Regions from separate parts of the Homo sapiens genome. Here region 2 is linked to region 1. A link is a contact called in ENCODE Hi-C data. All regions are on one chromosome and are shown on one strand. Each heading gives the region's core, a stretch centred on a gene start or an enhancer-like site at or near the end of the contact. The rest is flanking DNA. Distances are from core to core; before and after follow the strand shown. Region 1 holds the start of SERBP1 (SERPINE1 mRNA binding protein 1). Region 2 holds the start of TYW3 (tRNA-yW synthesizing protein 3 homolog).

The links. A loop is a pair of places that touch in the nucleus more often than their neighbours do. Pooled maps may share reads with other maps.
Region 2: a loop to region 1 is called in a map of OCI-LY7, with 11 times the contacts of the local background. The contact joins the promoter of TYW3 here to the promoter of SERBP1 in region 1. A Hi-C loop is called at or near these places in 2 of 168 maps with a recorded cell type or tissue (OCI-LY7 and naive thymus-derived CD4-positive, alpha-beta T cell) and 6 of 50 pooled maps.

What each region holds. Positions count from the first base shown.
Region 1 is chr1:67,428,630-67,432,157 of GRCh38, reverse strand. It overlaps SERBP1 (SERPINE1 mRNA binding protein 1), which reads left to right and starts at 1,756. Exons shown (of 8, transcript NM_001018069.2): 1 at 1,756-2,170. The coding sequence starts at 1,858. RefSeq lists enhancers at 1,105-1,284, 1,315-1,394, 1,605-1,874, 1,312-1,947, 2,583-3,219.
Region 2 is chr1:74,731,605-74,735,132 of GRCh38, reverse strand. It overlaps TYW3 (tRNA-yW synthesizing protein 3 homolog), which reads right to left and starts at 1,981. Exons shown (of 6, transcript NM_138467.3): 1 at 1,715-1,981. The coding sequence starts at 1,888. It overlaps CRYZ (crystallin zeta), which reads left to right and starts at 2,083. Exons shown (of 9, transcript NM_001889.4): 1 at 2,083-2,177. RefSeq lists enhancers at 1,367-1,466, 1,847-2,136, 1,691-2,401, 2,997-3,286.

The DNA.
Region 1 (3,528 bases), core at 507-3,006:
TGTCTCAAAGATGCAGGCAGTCTCAGAGACGCAACAGCCCGTGAAGAGAGAAAATCTGTCAAAATGTGGAGATCTTCTACATTGCACTTGAGCTATTTCAAAAAGGTGGGAAGAGTATGGTCAAAAGCTCCTTGTCTTGGTAGGTGCCACAGAACCAGAGCCTGTGGAAGGGGGGATGAGATAGGGGGTGTGTTTGAGGTTGGGCGTTGTGGGCAGGGTGCAGGACTGAGGCAGCAGGGAAATAAGTGAGGAATAGGGGAGGATTGAGAAACAAGAAAACCAGGAGGCTTGCTGCCCCATGTATGTAATATGACTCGTGTCTTCTATTTTCCCTGCTAAGGAATTGATTTAAAATCTGCTCGGAAATTGATGATTACATTCCGCCATGTTACATATCCTGACACGCAACAATGTTTAAATTATATCGGAAATTTAAAAATTGGACTGCTTTCTATCAGGGCAGTCTGAATTAAAGAGCTGATGTCCAGTCTCCTAGTGGAGATAGAATACTGGGCTAATGCCTGTCACTAGCACTTACAGAGGTGTGAATTTGGTAAATCATTTCATCTCTGAAGTGGTTTCAACATTTGTGAAAAGAGGCAAACTATTTGCCTAACAAAATGTTGAGTTCAAGGTTATTCATAGCTCCTACCAAATAAGCGATGCATTTGCTACTTTGTGTTAATGGAAAAGGACTTAAAAATTATGATATACTTAAACCCGGTGCTACCAAATGTGCTTAAATACGCATTCAAATTGTATTCTTTTAATGAATTTTAATATTCTCAACTAGTATCAATGCTTTGTCATTATTAAGTGTTGACTTCAATATTTCCCTCCCCTCACCGCAACTCCTAGCACACATGCACTCGAAATGTTCTCAAATGATATGTATTGAGCGCATGTGACTAACAACACAGCCACCTAAGCCCTGACTTGCCGGACACGAACGGACGATTAATTGGAATAATTGTAACAGGGTTTCTATAAACAGTGCTTCCTGGAGGCTTGCCCCGCGTCTAGCGCTGCACCGTCAGGAGTTAACCACTCCTACGACACCCGCCGCCACACGGTGAGAAGCCCGGGAAAGACGCGCCACGCTCCCATGTGATAGTTTCACTTGTCTTTTTGGTTAGTTCTGCTACCCTAGTTCATGTCCCCGCGAGAGGAAACGTATTCCCCCTCACATTAGACAGAAGAGCCTCGATTCACCGTGGAGGCTGACGGAGGGCCACTCCAGCAACTGAGCAGCTCGGACTTGGCACAGGCAGGGTCCAGCCTACCCGCGGCCGGCGCGGCGCCTCAGCAACACCCCCTCCCCCGGAAGTTTGTGCGTCTCAGATGTAAGGTCTGGGAGTCACCTTGACCCCCCTGGAGCGGTGGGGAAAGTTAGCCCTGAGCCCGAGGGGGCGTGAGTGAAACCAAAGAGCACTTTCGCGAGTCAGTTACGCCGTCACGGTTTTTTGGTTTCAAGGTAGCTGAAGACCTAGAGAGTTTAAGGGTGGCCAGAGCAGGTGGCAGGACTCCGCCCACCACCACGCTTCCCTTCCTTCAGCCCGCACGCTTCACTCCCCTCATGGGGTCTCGCCTCTCAGGCGCGCGCGAAGAGTTGTCGCGCGGTGCGTCCTGGGAATTGTAGTCCCGACGCGGAGAGTCGCCTCAGGAGAAATGACTCTGGCCTACATACCCCACAGTGCCTTGCGGCGCAGGCCGCTCCCGGATGTGTGCCTGGCGCCGGAAGAGAAGACGGCCCCCCTCTCTCGGCCCGGCCATCTTGTGGGAAGAGCTGAAGCAGGCGCTCTTGGCTCGGCGCGGCCCGCTGCAATCCGTGGAGGAACGCGCCGCCGAGCCACCATCATGCCTGGGCACTTACAGGAAGGCTTCGGCTGCGTGGTCACCAACCGATTCGACCAGTTATTTGACGACGAATCGGACCCCTTCGAGGTGCTGAAGGCAGCAGAGAACAAGAAAAAAGAAGCCGGCGGGGGCGGCGTTGGGGGCCCTGGGGCCAAGAGCGCAGCTCAGGCCGCGGCCCAGACCAACTCCAACGCGGCAGGCAAACAGCTGCGCAAGGAGTCCCAGAAAGACCGCAAGAACCCGCTGCCCCCCAGCGTTGGCGTGGTTGACAAGAAAGAGGAGACGCAGCCGCCCGTGGCGCTTAAGAAAGAAGGTAAAGCAGGGGCAGAATGTGGGGGAGACTGGGATGGAGGGAAGGAGCGAGGGGGCTGCCGGCTGCCACTTGTTTCTGGAGCTCCGAGGGTCCGCGGGAGACTTTGCCGCCTATATCCTCACGTTTCTTCACGCGACAAAAGTCCGGTCCTGCGAAGGTGCCAGGAGCGTGGTAGCCCCAAGTTCAAGCCACCGCCGGCGAGGTTCTCGGAGCCATCCCCTTCCCGCCTCAGGTTGTGAGCAGAGGAGCGTGGTCGGAGATGAGCTGCTCCTCGAGCGCGCTCGAGGTCCTGGGAGGCTGTTGCCTTCCCGCCGGATTCCTTGGCGGGTGAGCGCATGGACTGAGGTGCGGGGAAGCCGGCCCCTCACCGAAGCTTTCCGTAGTTACGGAGGAGCTTGGGGGTCCATCGCTGCTTACTGCGCAGAGCTGCTCCTTTGAGGTGCTGTTGTTTCAGGCTCCTGTCCTGCCGTCTTGTCCCACGACGGCGCGGAGTATCCCCGCTGAAAAGCAGGGGGTCGTTCCAGGCCATCAGACGTGTGGAGTAAGCTGCAGGTTGGGGTGCCGCATGTCCTTTATTTGTTTCTCTTCCACCTCTCAACTGTTAGGACTTTCTCATAACTTGCTGGGGTGAGTTGAGCCGTTGGGAAATGGAGGAGTTTGGCCACACTCGATTAACCAGGAGCGGGAATTATGAATGAAGACTGGTGATTGCAGGACATCCCGAGGAACGTCCTCGAGTCACGATCCTCTCTCTCGACTCCCCAAACTGAATCTTTCACGTGGTGGGGTCTGGGCCTCGTGGGTGAAGTGAGTGCAGAGGCTGTCACAGCGTTAGTCGCAGCAGAGCTCTTTAGAGTTCGCAGTTTTTTTTTTCCACCACATGTGCGTGAAGCATGGTCAGAGTTTCACTGGCGGTTAATAGTTGTTTCTAGGGCACTGTGAGTTTCACAGGATTGTCTTGATTTTTGCATTCGCTTTACCAGTTTGTTGCGGATGAAAAAAAAGAGCAAGCAGTTTGGAGATAAGAACGTGCATGATCAATAGCAAGCAGGTGTTGGACCTAAGGTCTGAATCTTTAAAGCTGCATTTATATGTTGAAAGTTGAAATTACCCCTTCCTGCCACGTGCTTCTCTGAAAGGAGTTGTTTCTCTTTAGCTTTAGTTGAATTCTGTAACAGTGAACTAATTTTAAAAATCAAAACAATTTTCTCGTGGTAGGATTTGTTTTAGGAGGGTTTTTTTTTTTTTTTTTGAGGACTTTTGTGAGGCTCGGAATGAAGAACCTCGGTCCTAGGTGGTGAATAAAAGAAAATAATTAATTCTTGTGGTAAAATTATAGGTTGAGGAAAAATACAGTT
Region 2 (3,528 bases), core at 732-3,231, 7.3 Mb before region 1:
CATGGTTTGGAGAAGAATAGTTAAGTGGCTTGTTAGAGAACCATTGCAAAAATCAAGGCGAGACAGAGTTATGGAAATGGGGCAAGAGAGAGTTTGTGGGCAAGAATGCCATTGCTCTGAAGGTGATGGAAGTGATTTAAAAATGAACAGGCCCTGCTAACTTGAGAGATCAGCAAATAAATGATCAGTCAATAATGGACCTAAAGAATGAGCCTAACAATGTGCTGTCTTCCATGCTCTTAAGCCAATACTACGAATAAAATCAGTACACAGCCAACTTTTACAGTGCATGGGCCAGGCACAAAGCCAAATATTTCAAAAAAAATTATCCTATTTTCTCCACACAAAATCCCTATAAAGCAGATACTTTTTATTATCCTCAGTTCATAGAACAGGAAGGGGCAGAGTTGAGATAGCTTTCCTAAGGTCACATAGCCCGTGGTTTTTAATCTAAGCAGTATCACTCCCAAGCAGCCTTATCCTCAGGGGATATGTCCCAAGACCCCCTAGTGGATGCCTGAAACCTCAGATCAATTTCTTTTTCCTTCTTCACTTCACAATTTCACTGACAAGATTCATTCTTTCCGTAGATCTTAGCAACCTCAGCATATGCTGTTTTTTCTTTCCTTAAGTCTTTCCTTAAGAACTTTCACCTTTTCACTTCAAAAAAGCACTTTAAAACTTACTGTTGGCAGATCCAAATCGCCAGCATCATTACTCCCGTACTTTGGGGCCATTATTAAGTAAAATAAGAGTTACTTGAACACAAGCACTGTGATACCACCACAGTCGATCTGATAACCCAGAAGGCTACCAAGCAGCTAAAGGGCAGCAAGAATATATAGTGGAATATTCTGGACAAAGGGATGATTCACCTTCCATTCTGGAAGGAGCTGGTTGGCTCAAGATTTTATCACGCTACTCAGAACAGCATGCAATTTAAAACTTACTAATTGTTTATTTCTGGAATTTTCATTTAATATTTTCAGACTGCTGTTGACTGGGGTAACTGAACCTGCAAATAAGGAGGTATGGCTTGTACAGCTGCTTCTTGATTTATGATGGGGTTACATCCCAATAAATCCGTCATAAGTGGAAAATGTAAGTCAAAATGCATTTACTACCCCTGTAAACCCATCATAAAGTTAAAAAAAAAAGTCTAACCATCCTAAATTATATACGATCGTACTTTTCTCTGCGTAAAACTACTAGAGTTGTAATAATGGAGGGGCTCACTAGGAGGCAGTAAACTCCTTAACACTGGTGATGTTCAAGCATGCAGTAACAATGATTTGCCAGAGCTGTTGATGAGCGGATTCCGGCATTCAATACCTTAGCAAGCTACAAAGTCTTTAGATTCCCTTAGTATTCATATAATAAAATCAAATTTTCTAAACTTTGCCACACAAGATAGTTCCCAGGTCAGCAGTTTCAACATCATTTGGGCACTTGTTAGAAATGCACAGTATCAGGCCCTACCCTACACTTAAAGAATCGGGATCTGTATTTTAAAAGATGCTCAGCTGATTAATAGCCACGTTAAACTTTTAGAAGCACTGATCTAATCCCCTAAATTTCACATATAAAGAAACAGAGACCACCCCTCAGAGGAGCAAACACAGACATGCTGGATCCGGTCGTCACTGGATGGGAACAGGGCTCCTGAAGTTTCGCACTAGAAGGCAGGCGATGGACAGGCGCAAAGGGGCCTCACCCGGTCAAGGAGTAGGATGCGGCCAGCGCAGGAGCTGGTGGTGAAAAACTGATCTCGCATGTTCAGAAACTGCACAAGCTCTACCACATCCTCGTCAACACTGCCCTTCCGGCTGAGGTCCGCTTTGCTCAAACATTGCGCCTTCCATTTCCTGAACTCCGCGCTGCGATCCATGGGTGACGGACTCAGGGTCTGCGCTCGGCTCCTTCATGGTAGCCTCGTCTCTCCCTGGGGGCAGCCATATTGAAGCGAGCGGTGGCCGAAAAGGTCCAAACTTCCTCTTCGTTCTTAATTTGGGAAATTCTAGTGCCTTCGCCTAGGGGTGGAGAGAGGCGCACATCCTGGGTGGAGCGAGGCGCACATCCTGGGTGGAGCCTGCAAAAGTTGGAGAAGGTGTGGCAGTCCTCATTTCTGTGGAATCTGAAGAAGCCCACGCAGATTTTAATTCCCACTCTAGATTCTGGTAAGTGGTTTTAAAAACTCTCCTTAGTTGTTTAGACAGCGAATCTCCCCACTGCTCGTCCAAGTGGAACCGAGTTTGATTTTGGCTGCACCCCTTTCCTGCCCTCTGTCCTCCCAGAGAACTAGTGCGTAGAGCTCCAGACCGAAGCCATTCCCCTCCAGGGGCTGCAAGTTCCCATCCATAAATCAGGTAGGAAGTTTTGCCTTCTGGTCCTGGGCTCCTAGCCCTGGTCCTGCGTTTAGGCTCTGAGTTTAGGCTACCACACCATGAGGTGTCCGTTGGCACTACCCCTGCCCAGCCTCCGCCCCCCGCACTCCCTGTCCCCCAGCCCCACGCTGCACCCCCCCCCCCCCCCCCCGCCAGTCACCCGCTTGATTTTTCCCTGCAGCCAGTGCCTGGGTTTGGGGATTCCTGCAGCAGCGCCCAGCGGTCTGTCCAGGGCCCCTTCCCACAGCCCAGCTCTCAGCTGTAGAGGATTTGTCCTAGGTAGGGCCCCTTCCCACAGCCCAGCTGTAGGGGATTTCTTCTCCTAGGTAGGGCCCCTTCGCACAGCCCAGCTGTAGGGATTTGATTTCTTCTCCTAGGTAGGGCCCCTTCCCACAGCCCACCTGTCAGCTGTAGGGGATTTCTCCTAGGTAGGGCTCCTTCCCACAGCCCAGCTGTGGGGGATTTCTTCTCCTAGGTAGTGCCCCTTCGCACAGCCCAGCTGTAGGGGATTTGATTTCTTCTCCTAGGTAGGGCCCCTTCCCACAGCCCACCTGTCAGCTGTAGGGGATTTCTCCTAGGTAGGGCTCCTTCCCACAGCCCAGCTGTAGGGGATTTCTTCTCCTAGGTAGTGCCCCTTCGCACAGCCCAGCTGTAGGGGATTTGATTTCTTCTCCTAGGTAGGGCCCCTTCCCACAGCCCAGCTGTGGGGGATTTTTTGTCTTGGATTCCCACAATTACAGGTTTCCCGGAGCTTCCTCCAGCTTTGCCATCAGGATTGCAGTCTTTGAGAGAAATGTATAGTTTTATTGACCCTGTGACGCCCACCACCTAGAATAATCTTCAAAAGAAAATTACAAAACACCCTGTTAACACATCGTTGGATGTTTATACTGAGTTTCTAGAGGAGACTCAGTGACCAGGGAAGGTGTGTCAATGATTAAACCTAAAGGCTAAAGTTTGGAATGCTTGTCCGTAGCTAATGGAAATTGTTGTGCGAGTCCCTCTGAAGCCACTGTGATTACGTGTCTGGTTAGCGCAGCGAGTTCAGCAGCAAATCTCTCCAAGCTCTACTCCTCCAGCATTAGGGAACAGACTGCCCTGTTCCATACGATCATGGAACCTGGAGGAGTCCGAAATTATTAAA